Regions from separate parts of the Homo sapiens genome. Here region 2 is linked to region 1. The links are chromatin loops, found by intact Hi-C in ENCODE. Cell type or tissue: heart left ventricle. All regions are shown on one strand. Each heading gives the region's core, and the rest is flanking DNA. Links, peaks and the distances in the headings are about the cores only. Region 1 has its middle 28 kb from the start of CCSAP. Region 2 holds the start of ACTA1 (actin alpha 1, skeletal muscle).

The links. A loop is a pair of places that touch in the nucleus more often than their neighbours do. Peaks named below come from ENCODE experiments on the same cell type or tissue, not always from the same donor. Only the 100,000 strongest peaks of a DNase experiment are listed, where the experiment ranks them.
Region 2: a loop joins it to region 1, with 2.3 times the contacts of the local background. A loop is called at or near these places in 5 of 110 quality-filtered maps.

The regions. Positions count from the first base shown.
Region 1 is chr1:229,365,570-229,376,838 of GRCh38, forward strand. No RefSeq gene overlaps it. Among named protein-coding and RNA genes, the nearest start is that of CCSAP, 28 kb to the left of the region's middle. RefSeq lists a silencer at 4,099-4,299. In heart left ventricle, for the core only: a CTCF peak has its summit at 5,229; a DNase peak (open chromatin) is centred at 5,282; H3K27ac peaks cover 571 bases.
Region 2 is chr1:229,425,687-229,436,955 of GRCh38, forward strand. It overlaps ACTA1 (actin alpha 1, skeletal muscle), which reads right to left and starts at 8,408. Exons shown (of 7, transcript NM_001100.4): 1 at 8,318-8,408; 2 at 7,301-7,441; 3 at 6,870-7,194; 4 at 6,584-6,745; 5 at 6,308-6,499; 6 at 6,035-6,216; 7 at 5,559-5,956. The coding sequence starts at 7,429. The coding sequence ends at 5,813. RefSeq lists silencers at 5,076-5,370, 8,116-8,410 and enhancers at 5,410-6,029, 6,030-6,651. In heart left ventricle, for the core only: no CTCF peak of the experiment used is centred there; DNase peaks (open chromatin) are centred at 5,255, 6,677, 8,545 and 9,148; H3K4me3 peaks cover 4,771 bases; H3K27ac peaks cover 4,416 bases; H3K27me3 peaks cover 6,749 bases.

The DNA of each region.
Region 1 (11,269 bases), core at 2,045-10,044:
TCCTTAATATCCACCTTTTTATTTTTTTATTATATATATTGATATGGTTTGGATTTGTGTCCCCATCCAAATCTCATGTTGAATTGTAATCCCCAACGTTGGAGGAGGAACCTGGTGGGAGGTGAGGCAATTGGATGATGGGGGTGTACTTCCTCCTTGCTGTTCTCGTCATAGTGAGAGAGTTCTCATGATATCTGGTTGTTTAAAAGTGTGTAGCACCTCCCCCTTTTCTCTCTTCCTCCTTCTCTGGCCATGTAAGACTTTCCTTGCTTCCCCTTCACCTTCCATCATGATTGTAAGTTTCCAGAGGCATTCCCAGCCATGCTACCTGTACAGCCTGGGAACTATGAGTCAATTACACCCTCTTTCTCTATAAATTACCCAGTCTTGAGCAGTTCTTTACAGCAATGCAATAAGGGACTAATACATACTTTTTTAATTTCAATAGCTTTTGGGATACCAGTGGTTTTTGGTTACATGGATGAAATGTATAGCAGTGAAGTCTGAGATTTTGGTGCACCCATCATCCAAATAGTGTACATTGTACCCAATATGTAGTTTTTTATCCCTCACTCCCCTCCCACTCTCCCCGTTCTGAGTCTCCAAAGTCTATTATACCACCCTGCATGCTTTTGTGTACCCATAGCTCAGCTCCCCTCCCACTTTTAAGTAAGAACATATGGTATTTGATTTTCCATTCCGAAGTTACCTCACTTAGAACAGTGGCCTTCAGTTCCATCCAAGTTGCTGCAAAAGACATTGTTTCATTCTTTTTTATGGCTGACTAGTATTCCATGGTGTATATATACACCATATTTTCTTTATCCACACATCAGCTGATGAGTATTTAGGTTGGTTACATGTTTTTGCAATGGTACAGCTAATTACAGGACTAATTAATGAGCATAACCAGGCTTTGACAGTTAGACATCATTATGTAGTGGCATGCTATGAAAACAGAAAACCTTTCATATGTATACATTTGTAGTTAGACCAGGAACATGAAAAGGTATAGCAATGGTCTTCAATTTATTGGGGTCTCTTTGAAAAAGTCTTGGTATTGTCAGGCACACAGTGGGTCATACCTGTCATCCAGCAGTTTGGGATGCCAAGGTGGGAGAATCACTTGAGGCCAGGAGTTTGAGATCAGCCTGGGCAACATAGTGAGACCCTCATCTCCACACAAAAAAATAAAATAGTTAGCCAGGCACGGCAGTGCACACCTGTAGTCCCAACTATTCAGGAGGCTGAGGAGGATGGCTTGAGCCCAGGAATTTGAGGCCACAGTGAGCTATGATCACACCACTGCACTCCAGGCTGGATGAGAGTGAGACTCTGTCTCAAAAGAAGAAAAATTCTTGCTATTTAATAACTTTTTTCTTTTTTATGTTTAAAGTTTTGAAAATGCAGAGGAAGAATTATTTCAACACCTTTAGCGTTGAGTAAGAATTTCTCTTCTTTTCTTTATGAGACAGGGTCTCCCTTTTCACCCAGGTTGGAGTACAGTGGCACAATCACAGCTCACTGCAGCCTCAGGCTCCCTGGGTTCAGCTGATTCTCTCACCTGAGCCTCCAGAGTAGCTGGGACCATGATGCACACCACCACACCTGGCTAATTTTTGTATTTTTTTTGTAGAGACAGAGTTTCACCATGTTGCCCAGGCTGGTTTCAAACTGCTAGGCTCAAGCAATTCACCTGACTTGGCCTCTCAAAGTATTGGGATTATAGGCATGAGCCACGGCCTGGCAGGAATTTCCTTTCTCAACAAATGCAGTTTTTTAATAAATGGTGTCTGGATTAACGAGGCTTTTTTTTTTTGTTTTCAAGACATAGTTTCACACTTGTTGCCCAGGCTGCAGTGCAATGGCATGATCTTGGCTCACTGCAACCTCCGCCTCCCGGGTTCAAGCAACTCTCCTGCATCAGCCTCTCAAGTAGCTGGGATTACAGGTATGCGTCACCAACTGTGGCTAATTTTTGTATTTTTGGTAGAGATAGGGTTTCACCATGTTGGTCAGGCTGGTCTCGAACCCCTGACCACAGGTAATCCACCCGCCTCGGCCTCCCAAAATGCTGGGATTACAGGCGTGAGCCACTGTGCCCTGACAAATGAGGCTTTTGTAGGGGTTGAGATTCAGGAATTTAGAGGAATTTTAGAAATCTTCTCTTAGCCGGCCGGACATGGTGGCTCACGCCTGTAATCCCAGCACTTTGGGAGGCCAAGGTGGGCGGATCACCTGAGGTCGGGAGTTCGAGACCAGCCTGACCAACATGGAGAGACCCCGTCTCTACTAAAAACACAAAATTAGCCAGGCGTGGTGGCACATGCCTGTAATCCCAGCTACTAGGGAGGCTGAGGCAGGAGAATTGCTTGAACCTGGGAGGCGGAGGTTGCAGTAAGCCGAGATAATGCCATTGCGCTCCAGCCTGGACAACAAGAGCGAAACTCTGTCTAAAAAAAGAAATCTTCTCTTAGCCAAACTGAAAGTGACAGGTGATCATTGGTTTACCCCATATTAGTGTACTTGACACTTGACAAGTTGTCTTAGTCAGTTTGCGTTGTTATAAAGAAAGACCTGAGACTGGGTAATTTATAAAGAAAAGAGGTTTATTTTATTTGGCTCACAGTTCTGCTTGCTGTACAATAAGCATGGTGCCAGGATCTGCTTCTGGGGAGGGCTTCAGGCTGCTGCTATTCGTGGTGAGAGGTAAAGGGAAACAGTGGTCATAAGGTGAGAGAAGGGGAGCAAGAGATAGAGAAGGGAGGTGCCAGGCTCTTTTTAACAATTTGCTCTCAGGGAAACTCTCGTGGGAACTGGTAGAAGGAAAGTTCACTCATTACTGTGAGGAGAGATGCACCAACATGATCATGAATACCTCCCACCAGGCCCCACCTCCAACACTGGGATTAAATTTCAACCTGAGCCTTGGCAAGGCCACACAAACCATATTCAAACCATAGCACAAGTAGCCCTCTCTAGTTTCGGAAATAGAGAGTAAAGTTTTCTTGGTTTACTTAAGTGTCACCTCACCCACTGATGGGGTTTCATCTTGTGGAATTCAGAACAGCATTGCTCAATCTGCTTCCTTTGATAGCCTCAGAGCCTTTCAGCTGTTGGAGACAGCCATATCCTATCAGTAAGTCATTCAATCCTAACATGAGAAGGGTCCTAACAGACCATCAAGTCAAACCCTTTGCATTAGCGATGAGGAAATGGAACCTCAGAAACCAAATCCATGCCCCTGAGCCCTGGCCAAGCTCACTCCTCACCTCCCCAGCCTCATCTTTGCTTCTTTACAAATGGCTTCTCCTTGGTGGGAATATGGGCATTTTCTTCTATACCGCTTCTTTATTTTTTCCTGATTTTTATAATATGCATTTTGTTGGTTTTCTTAAAGTAAAAAACTAAAAACATACATATGTTTTAAACATTAAAAAGTTTCTGGCTTGGCGTGGTAGCTCATGCCTGTAATCTCAGCACTCCAAGAGGCCAAGGCAGGAGGATCACTTGAGCCCAGGAGTTTGAGACCAGCCTGGGCAACACGGCAAAACCTCATCTCTACCAAAAATATTTTAAAAGTTTACTAGGCATGGTGGTGCACCCCTGTAGTCCCAACTACTCAGGAGGCTGAGGTGTAAGGATCCCTTGAGCCCAGGAGGTCAAGGCTGCAGTGAGACGTGATGGCACCACTGCACTCCAGCCTGGGTGACAGAGTGAAAACCTGTCTCAAAAAAAAAAAAGTTTCTTTAATTTTGACTCCCCAGTTCTTTTTCACGTGAATTGCCACGATGTTTCCCCCATGGTTAAAAATCTGAATCCAAACTTGACATTTCTCTGGGCTGGCTTTTGACTTATTGGTCTGAGCCCATCATTCCAGGCCTGTCAAGCTTCTAAATTGAATTGGGTCATTGACATACTAGCTTTCCCTATAAGTTTTTTATTATTTACAGATTTGGCAGCAAGATTAATATTTCTGAACATTGACATTCAAGAATAGACTAACTACTTCATTCTCCAGGATAATACTGGTCCAGTTTTTTTTTCTTGTATTATATAATTATATATATATAATTATACTTGCCCCCATGCAAATTTAGTGAGAAATAAAAATACAGCAAATCTTCAAAAAGGAATGTGGAAATGACATATGGGGTAGACATATTTAAATCTTGAGAACTCTAGGATTCTAACCACATTGCAGTATTTTTGAAAGTCCCAAGGTGGTTTTCTCCTTTTAAATTTACATTGTGAATAGATGTTCTGTGGTTGGAAGGGAATGTAGTGATTAAAATTTAACCTACCCCAAACTAAAATCTCTTATGCAACCACATCAAGAGATCCTTAAATATGACCCATGTTCTTGCCTTCAAGGGTTTTCTCCTCTCTTATTTTATTTTTTATTTTTAAAATTGATATATCATAGATGTATATATTTTGGGGATACATGTAATATTTTGATACATGTGTACAATGTGTAATGAGCAAATCAGAGTAATTGGGACAGTGCAGGTTATTTACTGTAGTTGTTCTTTTACCTATCCAATTGTGCTACCACCCAGACCATAGTTCTTTATTTTATACATGGGATTTTATGTCAAATGCTGTATAAAATGTTAAAATATGCTTTCTATGGGATTATTCCGAGGTATGAACCAAGTACCACCCTCTAAACAAGGAACAGTGTGAGTTTGGCATGACCTGCTCTTCTGAACTAGCACAGATTCCTGGCAATCTCTGTATTTCTTCCTAATGTTCATAAATCATATGCTCAGCAATCAACCCCAGGAGTTTTCAGGAAGCTATGTCAAGCAACCCGACAGTTTCTTATGATCTACTCTATTTTCCTTTTCAAAAAAATAAAGAGATGCCTACACGATTCTAATCTTTTTGGTACTTCTACCATTCCCTGTGATGCATTAAAAATCATTAAAAAAAAAGTTTCAAATTATATCCAGGAGCACGGAGCACCATCGGAAAGCCCAGTTCTAGATCATCTGGGCTTGGAGTCTGCAGCTTGGTTAAAATATCTCACTCTGCCCTGCACTCTGCTGTTACCTCAGAGGACAGCTCAGGATGCTGGGGCTGTGGGAAACTCCGGTCTCCATCGTAACTCATGAAAACTTCTCTGGGGGTATGAATTGACACAGAATATTGAGTGCCAGTGAGTTCTCCACGCCCGGTGCAAGTTACAGCTGCAGACATTTTCAAACCAACCAGCTGGGGTCCTCAGGGACTGAACTTCCCCATGGGGCTCCCTCAAGGGCTCAGATGGCATTCCCTGGGCAGCAGGCCAGGGCAGATTAGAGGGTAAATGATACCATGTCCTCCCCCTAAACATCCAGTTCTGGGTGATGCACTTGCCGAGCCCAGCATCATCGTGTGCCGCATTTATAAATAGCTCCCCACTTCTCTGCAGTGGCTTAGGAGCCTTCCTGCACACACACAAAAAAGGGCACTCACTGGATAAGAAAGGAGAGAAATTTTACAGTTCTTTTTCGGCAGGCAGTTTGCATGAAATGAAAGTAGCAAACCAAGCCCTTTACAGAATCAAGGATTTTCAGATTAATTTCCTTTGGGATTCGGATTTGGGGTTTTATGACAACAACGGATTATTCAGCATGTGATGGAAAAATTCCTTAGAGGTTGGGGAACTAAGTTTGAGGGGGAGATGTAAAGAATTGAGATGCAAAATAGAATATTAATATATGACTTAGTTCCTAAAGACACTGATGACCTAATTTGTTTGAGAAGCTGGAAACCCTTTCTAAGCTTTCTTTCTTTTTTCTTTTTCTTTTCTTTTTTTGGATACGGAGTCTCATTCTGTCACCCAGGCTGGAGTGCAGTGGTGCGATCTGGGCTCACTGCAACCTCCACCTCCTGGGTTCAAGCGAGTCTCCTGCCTCAGCCTCCCAAGTAGCCGGAAGTACAGGTATGTGCCACCACACCTGGCTAATTTTTGTATTTTTTTTTTTTTTTAGTAAAGATGGGGTTTTGCCATGTTGGCCAGGCTGGTCTCGAACACCTGACCTCAAGTGATCCACCCACCTTGACCTCCCAAAGTGCTGGGATTACAGGCATGAGCCACTGTGTCTGGCCCCTTTCTAAGCTTTCTGATTTGCCATTACATTCAGCCCAGTCCTCTCACAACACCTCAGTGGAGAACTCAACAGCATCTTCTCACAACTACTGACGGAGGACTAGATCCAGCTTGTCCTGAGAAATAGGAATGGAATCTACTTGGAGAGTGCCCGGCAGAAGTGATTCAGAGAGCAAACATCCTTACCTGGTGGTATTCCACCTAAACCCGGGCAGACGGTGTCCATCCACAGCTTGTAGAACACCAAGGGCTGTGGTTTGAAACACAACACATGTCACCTGACAACCGAAATGAGGGACTGAGGCGTAGGTTTATTCAGCCACTTTAGGGAACATCTGGAAAAACACAAGCCACAGACACATCTGTGGCTGTTTTTCCAAAGAGGCTTTCAGGAAGTTTTGTATTTATACATTTACTTAAAGGAGGGTAGGGGCAGGCGTGTAGGAAGAGGGGCAGACAAGTGGGAATAGTTTTATAGTTAGGTTGGTGCAAAATTACACGTAATGGCAAAAACCACAATTAGTTTGCCCCAACTTAATATATTCTTGTGAGACTTTAGTTAGTGCCTAGTAAATCTACATTTTTACATAAGAGAAAAAAGAGAGTAAAGGAAGAGTCAATTGTGCATGGAAGGTGGAGGAAGGGAAGGTGGAGGAAGGACTCTTGACTTTGTTCTGCACCTGGGAAGTTAAGCATGTAATCCACATTCTCAGTATGGAAGGAACAGACTCATTTTAGGAGCTAGACTTGGCTTGTAGGCCTCAAGTTACAACTGGCATGTCCTCTTTTATGGGAGGCCAGGAAATAACTCCTTTATGAATGATCTGTAGAGGTGGAGCCCTTCTGGTCCTTCACAGATGCCTAAGGCCTTCCCTTTACCTTTCCATGGGGACTGATGCCTAATGTCAGTAACTGCTGTTCATTTGGAAGAGGATGTTGCAATGACTTGGCCTCAGGGCTTAATCTTCACTTTTGCCTAAGTTTGGGAGGTCCTGAGATCTTCTTTTTTCCTTTACACAACCAAATTGCAGAGCTAAGGCATCCAAGATGCTGACCCATCTACTTAGCACTCTGCATGATCAGGAGTGTGAGCTCAGGGCAATGCTGCTCTAAGGATTGATTTTCTCCTGCAGGACACCACCACACTGATGCCCTTATCAATACTTAACTGCTTACCACATCCCAGACGCATTGTATTCCTAGGCCACTGAGCAGTGTTCTCTGCCCAGGGAGCATGCACACCAGAGCTCAGGGCTTGAGGGCCAAGGCTCAGCAGCAAGAGGGTAGCGGAGCCAGGGTTCAGTTTGTGCTGCCCACCTGCAGGTCCACAAGAAGTGAGGGTGCAGCTGGGTCAGAGCAAGGTGGGGAGCCTGATAGAAGCCCCCAGGAAGGATGAGGCCACCCAGGGTTCTGTGATCCCTTGTCCCTCTCCCTGTCTGAGGAGTGCTGTGGGGTGGGGTTGGGGTAAGCCCAGGCTTACAGGAAGAGTAGTAAGTATACTGACACAGTCTGGGCTTCAGGTCCCCACAGAACAGTACAAAACCAAGGAGTCACCTCCCTCTTGGGAGGAAGAGTGTTGATTTCTAAAGAAGAGGCTGGAAATTCTCTCCTGCCTACAGTGGGACAACTGGATAATACACAGCAGAACCTCCTGCCAGAGAGACAGGGATCCACCACCTGGTGTCCACGGGGATCCCAGCTGCATGTGTGAGCCGGCTTGGTCTCTCAGGCTGACCCCGACCCCATCCACTTCCTCCCGCTCTGCCCCAGCTACACTTTAAATCATGATTATCACCTACCTATGTAAGGATCTTGGTTTCCAAACTCACCTCAGGAATCCATGAAAATACCTTCCCTGTGTCTGCCCCTCACCCTCAACTCCAACCCTAAGAGTTGGACTGTGAGCCGGGCGTGGTGGGCATGAGCTGGTAGTTTCAGCTACTCAGGAGGCTGAGCCTGGAGGATTGCCTGAGGTCAGGAGTTCGAGTCTTGCCTGGGCAACACAGCAAGACCCTGACTCTTTTTTGTTTTGTTTTGTTTTTGTTTTTGTAGAGATGGGGTTTCTCCATGTTGCCCAGGCTGATCTCGAACTCTGGAGCTCAAGTGGTCCACCTGCCTTGGCCTCCTAAAGTGCTAGGATTACAGGTGTGAGCCACTGTGTCCAGCCAAGACCCTGACTCAAAAAAATAAAAAAAAAGAAAAAGAGCTGGCCCTGTTTTAATCCAGGCTCAGGAATCTGGGACCTCAGACTTTACCAAGTCCTCTGAACAAACCTGCTGGCCCCCTCTGTGGTCTGCTCCTTAAAACTGCCACACTGTTTGGGAAACTAGGAAAAGTGGTCCTGTTATTCTCCACAGCAGCCCCCAGCTTCAAGCCTTTGGGCCCTGATATCTGAGTGTGAAGAGACACTATGAAAGAAGGCTCTAGAAGAGTGAATAGTGTTTGACTCTCTAAGTGGTCAGGCCAAATCCAGGCCTTCTCTGGCTCTGCGGTCTGCTGCACAGGCCATGCTCAGGTAGACTCAGGAACCTAGCTTGGGACAAGATGTCCTGGGTTCTGCAAGTTTGGGTCTCTGCACTATGGTGTGAGCTTTTCAAAGCCTGGGCCCATGTCTTTTACTCAATTCAACAAATATTTGCAGCAATTATTCACCAATGTAGCTGCACAGTAAAGCTAATTAAGCTTCAGTTTTAGGGACACTCATTTGCACAGGTCCCTATCGAGACTCTGGGAGGAACTTTTCAATGCTTATGGAAAAAGTCAGGTTTTGGTGAAGTTTGCAAAAGTAAGATATCTTCCCTACCACTTTCCCTTAGTTACACTTCCCTCTACATGGGACAGGGGTAGCCACAGGGGATTCAGGATCTAGCTAGAGGGATGTTGGGATGGAGATCCTTTAACTTGGATTTGGCGGGCTGTTTGATGATGAGCAGGAAGTGATAGATACTTCCACACGTAGCCATCTTGGGGACAGCTCCCACGCCTCCTCCTGCCCACTGTGCTGACTCGTTGGGCGCCCGGAGGCCACGGTGCAGCACAGGGGGTGTGCCATGGCCTGAATGTCCCCTACTGAGCCCAGCACTGGGCATGTGAGCAAAGGTGGCACAACAGAGTGGAAATCAATGGTGCCAGAAGCTAGTCTGCAGACAAGCACTTCGGAGACAGGCAAGTGAGCTAATTCACAAAAAGATATGTGATTGTCCTACATCTTAGGATAACATGACTTGCAAGGCTTTTTAAAACCTGCAATTGTTATGATTTTTCACTCCAAATAAATTATTTTGAACCTTTTTTTTTTTTGGTGTTCCTTTTTCTTTTTCTTTTTCTTTTTTTTTTTTTTTTTTTTTTGAGACGGAGTCTTGCTCCTTCGCCCAAGCTGCAGTGCAGTGGCCCAGTCTCTGCTCACTGCAACCTCCACCTCCCAGGTTCAAGCAATTATCCTGCCCCAGCCTCCCAAGTAGCTGGGATTACAGGCACACACCACCATGCCCGGCTAATTTTTGTATTGTTTAGTAGAGACGGGGTTTCATCGTATTGGCCACGCTGGTCTCGAACTCCTGACCTTGTGATCCGCCCACCTCGGCCTCCCAAAGTGCTGGGATTACAGGCATGAGCCACCGCACCCAGTCTCCTTTTCTTAAAGAAATCCTCCAGGCCAGGTGCGGTGGCTTACTCCTGTAATCCCAACACTTTGGGAGGGCCAAGGTGGGCAGATCACCTGAGGTCATGAGTTCAAGACCAACCTGGCCAACATGGTGAAATCCCATCTCCAGAAAAATACAAAAATTGGCCAGGCGTGGTGGCACATGCCTGTAATCCCAGCTACTCAGGAGGCTGAGGCAGGAGAATCGCTTGAACCCAGGAGGCAGAGGTTGCAGTGAGCCGAGATTGTGCCATTGCACTCCAACCTGGGTGACAGAGCAAGACTGCTTATCAAAAAACAAAAAAGAAGAAGAAGCAGCCCTCTAAAATTGTCTGTGCTGTGAGCCTATGGAAGCTGGATATGTCTCTAACTGCATGTTCAATCTGCAGACATTCTTCCAGGCAGTGAGCAAAACAGATAAGACACCTGCCCATGGGTACTACCAATGCCTGCGACAATGCTGGCACTGGGCAGATGCCTCGTGAATGTTGATGTAAAGCCAATGGCACCCTACAAGAGTCAACTTCTCGGGGCGGTCCAGGGCTAGTCCCAACAGCATCCCAGGGTCACTGGGTGTCTTAGTCTGTTTGTGCTGCTGCTGTAAAGGAGTGCCTGATGCTGGGTAGTTTATAAAGAAAAGAGGCTTATTTGGCTCATGGCTCTGCAAGCTGTGCAAGAAGCATGGCGCCAGCATCTGCTTCTGGTGAGGGCTTCAGGGAGCCTCCAATCATGGTGGAAGAGGAAGGAGAGCCAGCTTGTGCAGAGATCACACGTCAAGAGAGAAAGGAAAAGATAGAGAAAGGCCGGGCACGGTGCCTCACGCCTGTAATCTCAGCACTTTGGGAGGCTGAGGCAGATGGATCACTTGAGATCAGGAATTCGAGACCAGCCTGACCAACATGGTGAAACGCTGTCTCTACTAAAAATACAAAAATTGGTTGGGCGTGGTGGCACACCCCTGTAATCCCAGCTACTTGGGAGGAGAATCGCTTGAACCTGGAAGGCGGAGGTTGCAGTAAGCTGAGATTGTGCCACAGCACTCCAGCCTATGTGACAGAGCGAGACTCTGTCTCAAACAAAAAAAAAGGGGAGAGAGAGAGAAAGAGGAGGTGCCAGGCTCTTTCACTGAGAGCGAGGACTTACTCACTACTGTGAGAACGGCAGCAAGCCACTCCAGAGGGATCCGCCCCCATCACCCAAACACCTCCCGCCAGGCCCATCTCAAACACTGGAAATCAAATTTCAACATGAAATTTGGAGGGTCAAATATTCAAACTATAGTACTGGGTCAGGCTTTCAGAACTGCTCCCTAACCTCTTCCAAGAGGTAAAGAGTCCACTCTTGACATCAGCCTCCCCTGCCTCTGCTGCAGGGCAGAAAGATAAAGAGGAGCCTCCCTCCAGGCCTCTGCGGTGAGTGATGAGCTAGTGTCCCACAGCCCAAGCTCCAAAATAGCTCTCATTGGCCCGTCCCATGGCCTAAAATGCTTCCATAAAGATGATTTTCTCGTCTGAACGTTTGTGTCC
Region 2 (11,269 bases), core at 1,717-9,716, 60 kb after region 1:
GAAGAAGAGGAGGAGGAGGGAAGGAGAAGAAAGAGGAGGAGGGGGGAGGATGAGAAGAGGAAGAGGAGGAGGAGGGGGAGGATGAGGAGAAGAGGAGGAGGAGGAGGAAGAAGAGAAGAGAAGGAGGAGGAGGAAGAAGAGAAGAGGAGGAGGAGGAAGAAGAGAAGAGGAGGAGGAGGAAGAAGAGAAGAGGAGGAGGAGGAAGAAGAGAAGAGAAGGAGGAGGAAGAGGAGGAGGGGATGAGAGGAGGAGGAGGAGGGGGAGGAGGAAGGCAGCAGTCAGGTGAACACACAGAGATACATTGAAACACACGGGGAAGAAGGCCATGTGGAGACGGAGGCAGAGGTTGGAGTGATGCATCTACAAGCCAAGGAACACCAAGAATTGCTGGCAACCACCAGAAGCTGGGAGAGGCATGGAAAGATTCTCCCTCAGAGCCTTCAGAAGGAACCTATCCTGCCAGCACCAGGATTCTAGGCTCCTGGCCCCCAGAACTGTGAGAATAAACTCCTGTTGTTTGAAGCCACTCATTTTGTGGTACTTTGTTACAGCAGCCAGAAGAACAGAACACAGGCACCAGGCACCGTGTAGGGAATTGGAGAAAATGGGGTGGTAAAGGCAATCCTGATTCTATTCACACCCATGAGAACCACCAATGTCATCTTTCCACCCTTCAAAATTTCCCTTTCCCTCACTCACCATCCCCAGAAATGGTTTAATATCAGGATAAGCCATTAAGAAATTGACAAGGAAGGCAGGGCCAGTCAAGTGCTTGGGGATCCTTCACCCAGTGACAGGCCCACCAGCTTCCTACGTGATATGGATGGCCCTGGGGGAGCCGCCCATGTTCCTGTCTCCCATGAGCTACCCTGCAGTTGCTTCTGCCACCTCACACCCCTTTTGGAAGTCGCAGCCCATGGCCTTCCCTAACAGTGCTCTGGCTGGGAGTGACAAGGATGCAGGTGGACATGGGACCCCCGTGTTCCCAGCATGCCACCTGTCTAACCAAGAAAGCAGGCTTCCTCAGCTTCTTTTTGAGAGCCACAGTGAAGCTCAAAAGCTTGTGGTAGCTCCTCAAAAGCCCTAGGACATAGCGACAGTGGTAAAACGAATACTTTCCAGAGGACATAGCAGGGCAGAAAGGAAATGGAAGGGACAGAAAGGGAGACAAAGAGGAGAGGCAGGCAGGCAGGCTGACCCCATGGGCAGAGCCCATTTCCCTGCAGTCCTTCTAGCTGAGGCACTGCTGGGTGAGGCCATGCCACTTTCTATGTCCCTGGAGCTGGGGAGAGAAGCAGGCCTTCTTGAGCACAATAAGGGATGTGTTTCCTCCATAAGAACGAGGATCTGGAACTCATCCCATCTTGTCAGAAAGCAATACTGTGCAGTGGAGCAGCCTCACAGTCACAACTAACTGCACAGAGTGAGAAACAGCCCAGCACCCACAGAATCCAAACAGTTCACAGTCAGGTGGTGCCCCCACCTCCTCTCCGCCAGCAGCCCCCAGTGTGCTCTGTGGCAAAAAGAGACTCAAGAAGAGCCTAGTATCACAGCCCATGCCTGTAATCCCAGCTACTAGACCAGCCTGGGAAACCTAGTGAAACCCTGTCTTAAAAAAAGGATGGGGGGCGGGGCAGGGGGCAAGCACAGTGGCTCGCACCTGCAATCTCTGCTTTTGAAGGCTGAAGCAGGAGGATCGCTTGAGCCCAGGAGATCAAGGCTGCAGTGAGCTATGACTGGACCACTGCACTCTAGCCTGGGTGAGACAGTGAGACCCTGTCTCTAAAATATAAAAAATAAAAATACATTTTAACAAAAAGAGCCAAGGCATGAGAGGCTAGTCGTGATAAGGATCATGGCAGCAGAATCCTAGGGATGGGACATATCTTGGCCTTTTCTGTACCCTTTGCACATAGAAGCTGAGCAATATGGCCAGGCATGGTGGCTCACGCCTGCAGTCCCAACACTTTGGGAGGCCAAGGTAGGAGGATCAGTTGAGCCCAGGAGTTCAAGATTGTCCTGGGCAACAGAGCAAGACCCCATCTCTACGTAAAATAAAAAAAAATTAGCCAGTGTGGTGGTACATGCTTGTAGTCCTAGCTACTTGGGAGGCTGAGGCAGGAGCATCATTTGAGCCCAGGAGCTTAAGGCTACAGTGAGCTATGATCACATTACTGCACTCCAGCCTGGGCAACAGAGCTAGACTCTGTCTCTAGAAAAATAAAACAAAAAACCAAGAAGCTGGGCAATACAATAGTTCACTAACCCTTTGTACGTTCTGCCACATCTGAGGTGAATGCAATAGACCATGGGACAGATGCAGCAGGAAGGACCTTGATATCCCCAAATTCTAACCTCCAAAGGTTTAAATGAGAGAGCCCAGGGTGTGCCCGAGTCCTGAGACCTTTCATTCTTTTTTCTCAATCCTAGTCCCACGCTTTAATCTGGACACACTGTCTCTTTCCATTTTCTTCTTTCCCCTGTCGTTCTCCTCCTGTACAATAGTAATATAGATTTAGTAGGGAAAAATTTTAGTGGCAACTTAATGAGCTTTTATGAGAAGGAAATAAGTCCAGTTAGAGCCTTGATGAGTCCTGTTTCCACATCTAAGGAAACACGGTAAGCAATAGGTGGGGGGAATCCCTGTGGCCTTCACTTCTCTCACAGCTCTAAATGGATTCTCTGAGAGGGCTTTTCGGTGGGAAGTCTGCTATGGCATATCCCCTCTGCAAGGCCCAGCACAGTGTTGCCACGCAGGGTCTTGGTTCTTGTTACCACAAACACCTGTGTAGCTGCTGAAAATAGTTACTTCTGTCCTCATGTAGTACAAATATTTGTATATGTTCTAGATTGTTTTTAAAGATTCATTCCTGACCACACCACACCACAGAAAAAATCCTCTTTCAGGCCTAATATTGGTAACACAATTTACAAAATACCTGTAGCCACAACCCAATATGAGAGCAGAAAAGATATGGAATACTAATAAAATGCAAGATGCTTGTTTCCTTTTAGAGAAGTGTCAGAAAAGAAATGGCATTTTTGGCCAGGCGTGGTGGCTCATGCCTGTAATCCCAGCACTTTGGGAGGCCGAGGCAGGCAGATCACTTGAGGTCAGGAGTTCAAGACCAGCCTGGCCAACATGGTGAAACCCTGTCTCTACTAAAAATACAAAAATTAGCCAGGTGCGGTGCACACCTGTAATCCCAGCTACCGGGGAGGCTGAGGCAGGAGAATTGTTTGAGCCCAGGAGGCAGAAGTTGCAGTGAGCCGAGATTGAGCCACTGCACTCTAGTCTGGGTGACAATGCGAGACTCCATCTCAAAATAAATAAATAATAAATGATTTTTTTAGATTTCGTGCATTTCCAGTGAAAACATGTAATTTATAATTTTTGCACTTATTTTTGGTAAAACAGTAATGTCAATGATGGGTTTTAAAAATTGGCACTTGACAAAACACTATCACAGTGTATTGAAAACTTCTGTCAGTTCTAAACTATTATGAGTCATTTACAGATTATGATCATAGGAGAAATAGACCTTACATATCTTACTTAAATCCCAATTGATTTAGGGTTCTGGTTCAAAAATCGTTAGCATGACAGTCAGCTAACACATGTAATAGTGATATTTTACCAGGCTGCTGGCTACATGAATGAATTTATTTATTTATTTTTGAAACAGGGTCTCACTGCACCCAGGCTGGATTGCAGTGGCATAATCTTGGCTCACTGCAAGCTCTGCCTCTTGGGGCTCAAGTGATTCTCCCACTTCCGCGTTCCGAGTAGCTGGGACTACAGGTGCACACCACCATGACTAGCTAATTTTTGTATTTTTAGTAGAGGCAGGGTTTCACCACGCTGGACAGGCTGGTCTCGAACTCCTGGCCTCAAGTGATCCGCCCACCTCGGCCTCCCAAAGTGCTGAGATTACAGGTGTGAGCCACTGCATCTGGCCACGAATGAATTATTTAAGCTATGTGTGTGTAGGTTATGTTTGCTCAGATATGCCTTTGCATATTCAATATTACCAATATGTTAGAGTATTATTATATCAGATATGTATATATGTGGTTAGTATTATCAACAAAAGCTGTATACCTCTGAAAGACTAGTATTTAGCCCATTTTTAACCTTCATCCACCCTGAGTGGGACAATACAAGGTTTTCAATGAACATGGTATTATATACTTCTTTTATTAAAATCTTAAATTTTAGCAATATTGTCAACTCTCTTGATATCTGGATTTGACAGTACCATGCCTTTTGAGGCCTCAAAGATTTCTGAAGTTTTTCAATAAGCCAGAAGATGAGGGATTAAACATATGACTACGTGGCATGTAACATAGCTATTTTGTCAATTGCAGCTATAAACTTATTTACAAACGAGTTTATTACTTTGAGTCTGAATCCATTATATTTAGGGGCCACTGCTCTTGAGAAACTTGACTAGGAAACATTAAGCTCCCTTTAAGGAATAGGTATTGCACTCTCCCACAGAAGTTCAAACTGTTGATAAATTTGATGCCTTTAAAACTTGTTTTGGGGGTGAGGGTGTTCCTCCTCCCCTTGCTTACCTCCCCGTCTTCCAGCGTGAGCCTCAGCTTCCCACCCCTCCGACGCTTCTTTGCTGCCCTTCTTTCTGGAGCTCTCACTTGGCCCTCCCTTGCCTCCTTCCCAGGTCCTGCACGAGGGGGTGTTTCTTTCTACCAGCAGCACCTGGTGTGAAGCAAAGGACTTCCCCATTGGAGAGAGGCAGTGACGGTCTTCACTTGCAAATTAAAACTCATTTATTAAGCCTGGACATAGTGGCACAGACCTGTAATCCCAGAACTTTGAGGGGCTGAGGCAGAAGCATTGCTTGTGGCCAGGAGTTCGAGACCAGCCTGGGCAGCATAACAAGACCCTGAGACCCTGTCTCTACAATAAAAATAAAAAACTGGCTGGACGCGGTGGCACATGCGAAAATATTAGCAACTGGGGAGGCTGAGGTGGGAGGACCCCTTGAGCTCAATTAGAGGATACAGTTGGGCTCTGATCACACCACTGCTCTCCACCGTGGGCGACAGGGCGAGACCCTGTCTCTATTAAAAAACAAAAACAAAAACAAAAACAAAATGACTTGTTACATGCAGAACACAACCCCCTCTCAGATCTGGAGATTCAGTAGGGGAACACCATAGGCGGAGCTGAGACGCCCTCTGAGAAACAGCTCTCCAGCCCCAGCACCATGGTCAGCGCCCGCTGCCTGAGGGGACCCAGGGCCACCAGCGGAGGCCGCCCCGGCAGTGCTGGCAACACTCGGGAGCGCTGCGCAGAGGAAGAAAGCTGCCTCGCCACACCCCAGAGGGTCAAGTCAGGCCACCACTAGCTGCCAGTGATCTGGAATGGATCTGATCCACTGCAGAAACCGGCAGGGGAGCATGGGAAGATGTAAGTTTTGTCTTCCAAGGAGCCCATTCATTTGGGGTATCGTGAAAAGTGACTTAAGAGGATGTGGGGGATGGGAATCCCTCTTCCTGCTCCACTCCCGCCCCAAGCAAATAAACACGACCACTTTACGCAGCTTAACAGAATGACTTTAATGCTTCTTCAAGTTTTCCATTTTCTTCCACAGGGCTTTGTTTCGAAAAATAACAAAATGAGGTAATAAGTTAATGTATGTACACGTTATAAACACTGTGTCAGTTTACGATGGCAGCAACGGAAGTTGTTACAAAGAAAGTGACTGCGGGGTGGCTGGAGCTCAGCCGCCCCCCCATTGAGAAGATTCGTCGTCCTGAGAAGTCGCGTGCTGGAGGTGGAGTGTGTCTAGAAGCATTTGCGGTGGACGATGGAAGGGCCGGCCTCGTCGTACTCCTGCTTGGTGATCCACATCTGCTGGAAGGTGGACAGCGAGGCCAGGATGGAGCCGCCGATCCACACCGAGTATTTGCGCTCCGGCGGGGCGATGATCTGCAAGACAGCGCGTGAGGTGGGGAGACCTCACCCTGGAGCCCACCCCGCCGACAGCCCGCGCAGGCCACCACCCACCTTGATCTTCATGGTGCTGGGTGCCAGCGCGGTGATCTCTTTCTGCATGCGGTCAGCGATCCCAGGGTACATCGTGGTGCCCCCCGACATGACGTTGTTGGCATACAGGTCCTTCCTGATGTCGATGTCACACTTCATGATGCTGTTGTAGGTGGTCTCGTGAATGCCCGCCGACTCCATACCTGGGGACCGCGGCGGGGAGCGTGAGCAGAAGCTCGGGGCGCCGGGGGCCGGCGGGGCCTGGGGGCCGGGGCGAGGGCGAGCGGGGCTCACCGATGAAGGAGGGCTGGAAGAGCGTCTCCGGGCAGCGGAAGCGCTCGTTGCCGATGGTGATGACCTGCCCGTCTGGCAGCTCGTAGCTCTTTTCCAGGGAGGAGGAGGAGGCGGCCGTCGCCATCTCGTTCTCGAAGTCCAGGGCCACGTAGCACAGCTTCTCCTTGATGTCGCGCACGATCTCGCGCTCAGCTGCGGAGGGCAGAAGCAGGAGAGGAGCCCTCACTCAGGGGCCGCCGCCGGCCCTCCCGCCCGGGGTGCAGGGGCGCCGCGCACCTGTGGTCACGAAGGAGTAGCCACGCTCAGTGAGGATCTTCATCAGGTAGTCGGTGAGATCGCGGCCCGCCAGGTCCAGGCGCATGATGGCGTGCGGCAGCGCGTAGCCCTCATAAATGGGCACGTTGTGGGTGACGCCGTCGCCGGAGTCCAGCACGATGCCTGTGCGCGCGCGGGAGAGAGTGAGTGGCTGGGGGCGAGGCCGAGGCTAGGCTCTCAGCGCTAGCGGCGGGGGCGGGGGCGGGGGCGGGGGCGGGAGAGGGGACTGGGGGCAGCGGGCACTCACCGGTGGTCCTGCCGGAGGCGTAGAGGGACAGCACGGCCTGGATGGCCACGTACATGGCGGGCACGTTGAAGGTCTCAAACATGATCTGGGTCATCTTCTCGCGGTTGGCCTTGGGATTGAGGGGGGCCTCGGTGAGCAGGGTGGGGTGCTCCTCGGGAGCCACGCGAAGCTCGTTGTAGAAGGTGTGGTGCCAGATCTTCTCCATGTCATCCCAGTTGGTGATGATGCCGTGCTCGATAGGGTACTTCAGGGTCAGGATACCTCTCTTGCTCTGAGCCTCGTCGCCCACGTAGGAATCTTTCTGACCCATACCGACCATGACGCCCTGCAGAGCCGAGACACCACGCACCCGTTAACGCCGCTCCGGGTGGCACCAGGCTGGCTTACGCGGGGACCCCGAGCCGGCTCCCTCTGCGGAGGGGCAGCCTGACCTGGTGTCGGGGGCGGCCCACGATGGACGGGAACACGGCCCTAGGGGCGTCATCCCCGGCGAAGCCGGCTTTCACCAGGCCGGAGCCATTGTCGCACACGAGGGCGGTGGTCTCGTCTTCGTCGCACATTGTGTCTAGTTTCTGCAAGGACAGGGAGACCGCGAAGAGGCGCGGTGCATCAGCGCAGAAGTCTCAGCGGCAGGGGGGGGTAAGCCTGGCTGGCCCCGACGTCCTCCCTCCCCAGGAACCTAGGGACATCTCCTGCCGGAGCCACTCAAATTCTGCCAGGGCGGCGACCAGGGGTTCTCTTCTCGACCTTTGCCCCGGCTAAGGGCTGCCCTGAACCAGGAAAAGGGGCACAGGGTCGCGAGACCCCACTGAGAAGTCCTCTGTCCACATAGCCAGGGGAACATGTTCCCCAAGACCTGTCTGCCCTCCCTGCCTGACACCTGTTCCAGGAGCTGGACGCTAGTGCCCATCCTCTCTGCGCCTCCCTGACCACATCTGTCACCTAGGGAGATAAGGCCTCAGCACTGCCTGCTTGCTGGGCCAGCGTGAGGGTGGAAGGAGATGCCCATGGGAAAGGCGTTGGCACCCCATCCAGGGAAGAGTGGCCTGTTAGGAACCCTGTGACATTTCAAACTCAGAAAGGGCCTTTTCGCCTGTTGGAAACCCAGAATGGGTGGTCCTGGCTGCTCGCTCATTCGCTCTAGCGCTAGTTTGGAAGGGAACTGCCTTGGCGACAACTAAAGCAAAACCGTTTATCTCCCTAGGCACATCCTACATGCCAGGTAAAGGAGCCCAAAGGGGCTAGAGAAAAATTTGGAGAAGTCTAATTTCCAGAGGCTGACTGTCTTGCCTCCTTTTTAAAGCGCGTGTGGCTCCGGAGACGAGGCACAGCGCTCAGGGCGCAGGCCTGGGGCTGACCAGGTGAACCGACTGGGTTCTGCCCCGGAGTCCTTCAGGTTCCCCTCGGTAGTGCCCTGTCCCCCTGTCCCCTCCCAACTCCTGCCCTACCTGGGCGGGTAGCTACAACTGCTACTCTCGGCTCGGGCCCTGGTCGCCGCGGAGGGGAAGCGAGGCTTCACTTGGCGCTGTCCGCTGCGGTGGCCGCTTGTCCCTCTGCTCAGGTTTTATATAGCCCGCGGGCATTCCCTCCGCGCCACCCCGCAGGAATGTCGCTGCCCTTCTCGAGCCATATTTGGGTGTTGGGCACTAGAGCCCCCTCCCTCGGCCGGTTCGCGGCCTGGGCCCCCGCCCGGGTCCCCTGCGTTGACCAAAGAAGGAGCGGGTTGGCCCGGTCCCAGGTAACGCGGGCCGGGCCGTATATGGAGTGTCTCCCTAGCGGGTTTGCCCCTCCTGACCCGACCCAGTTGCCCGCCGGAGGGGATGGGGTGGGGCGAGGGTCACCGCGTTCGCCGGTGGGTGCATGTGTGCGCCTGCGCTCCGGGAACCGCACCTGTCCCAAAGGCCTCCCCAACCATGTCCACTCTGAGCGCCCTGGGCGCTCGGGAAGGTGCCTGACTGCTGACTTCCAATATTTCAACTCCTCTTCGGGTTCTTTGCTCAGATCCCCAAACTCCCACTTGCGACTACCGGGAAGAGGGAGTCGTGTGGAGTGGTGGGCTTGGGAGGATTGGAGAAGCAGTCACTCCTGAGTCTCAGGAAGGGAAGGAAGGCGAACTCCCTCTCCTTTACGCCCCTGGAACTCCATTTCTCTCTTCCCACCCCCGAGCTCCCTGAATCCAAAAAGCTGAGCCACGTCGACCCCTTCCCCCACCGCACAGAGGGCCACCGGCGGCCGGAGGGCGCGCAGCTGTCGCAGGATAGACAACTGGCGGGGGGAGGCGAGGGCGGAGCGCCGGGGAGGAGGCGCGGGGGCTCCCGGGGATAGGCCTGTCAGGCGCAAAGCCTGAGCACACGGAGCTGTCCGCCTCAGGGACGCGCAGCGCCCTTGGGTCTCCTAAAGGGATTGAAGGGGTGAGGGTTCCCCTCCTGTAGGACGCACTGGCCCCAGGTTTTGGTGGGCTGAGGCCCTCCCCCAGCCTCTTTGGTGGCACTATGTGTGTCCCTCTCCTGGGGCTGAAAGACAAGGGTCACAACCCAGGACTGGCTAGACCTGGAGTGGAGGTGGAGATGGGTGAGGGGCTCTTCCTAGATGAGGCTTAGCTGGTCCTTCCTCCCAATAAATTGGAGGGGGTGGGGGGACAAGGACGCGGCACTCTAGGATGGGTGGCAGTTTTTCCTTCTGCAAAGGCTGAACAAACTCATCTTTATATTTAGAGGATGATGCCTGCCAAGGCCGGGCTGCCTCCCAGTCCACCTTGTAGTCATCATTTACCAGAGCCTGCTGCAGGTTCTATTTATATCACTGATATATGGGGCTATGCCTTTCAGATTTTCTAGAAGGATTTGGAGCTACTTATGGTAAAGTAGAGTGGGGGTCAGCAGAGGTTACCCAGTTGGTGCCTGTCCCTCTCTCTCTCTCTCTCTCTCTCTCTCTCTCTCTCTCTCTCTCTCTCTCTCCTTTTTCCCTAAGACAAGGACAGTTCTAACCTTGTGGAGGGCACAGGAGGAGCAGTCTTCTGTGATGAACTCAGGGACATGCTTTAAGGGGGTACATCAGTGATGTGGTGTGGGCCAGAACAGAATCACTCATTTTTCGGATGTGCTTAAGTGCTCCTAAAATAGTTGCAATTCACTTTTGGTAGTGGAACCCAGCAACTGGGACAGGTGTGGATTCTCTAAAAGGGGGATGGAAGCATATGCGACCCTCCTCTGTAGCCCACATCATGGCAGTTCATCCCAAAAATAAACAAGTATTAACAAAAATGTTCTAGTGAATAAAATGCTACCTTCCTAAAAATGATCAATTAAAAAATAAGGAGTTTGACTAGTATAGGGACTATGCGGTGAGGATAAAGTCTCCTATGGTTCCATATTTAGTTCTTCCAAGTATTTTGGAGAGTAAGTGAATAATTGACAGAACTGTATTTCCTTTTTAACATCCTGTGTCCTCCTGTGTCAGCGAGTAGTGGAGATACTAGAAAAAAACCACTTAGCAAATGAGCTGCATGTAACGTAAGGGGACTAGCTTACATTTGGGCCTTGAAGGTAGGAAATTTGCTGCCGTTCACTGGATACCTCAATATTTGTGCGCATTCCAAAGGAGAATGGGATTGTCACTATTTTTCAAAACTCTTGCTCAGTTCAACTCTTACCTTTCCTTACAGAAAGCTTTTCTAAGCTCAGTCTGTTACATTCAAACCCACACTAAAAGCTGACCATGATTAAAAACACTCACAAGCGAACAGAGACCTGCTAGTACAGCAAACTGTGGGAGATGGCCCCTGAGGTGGCCAGCCAGGCATCTGTTCCCTGCCCACATGATTTGCGGCTGGTTTAAATAGTCCCTGACAGGTCACCACAGGCCACCCTCAGTCCCATTCTGGTCTTGTTGCATTCTCATTGGCTTAGAGAATAGACTGAATGGTGGGTGGCAGAGCCACGTCTCCATACATGTATGTTTTGGGGGAGCGCAGCGGCGCCCTGCTCCGCCTTTTGAGAACTGTCACTAAGTAAAGGTCAGCCATGTAGGGTATGCTTGACAGGGAGTTCCTGCTTCTAAGTTTTCAGGTGCAGCCTCAGCTCTTCATACCCTGACCGGGCCCTTCTGCTACCACTACCCCGGTGTGTTCACACTTCCCTTCTCTCCAATTGTGCCCCTCAACACTCCACACACCCGTACCCCAATCTTGCTCAGTTCCAGTCTTCCTACTGTGTTTCCTATCAATTTAAACAGGAATTGGTAAAACACTTTATAATATGCTTTCGTGTTTCAATTAACCGTTTAACTATCCTAAGGTAAATAAGATAGGTATTACTCATTCCAGTTTTTTTTCTTTTTTAAAGAAAACTGAGGCTTAATGAGCTAAAACACACCCCAGGTTCCACAGCAGCCAGTGGAGG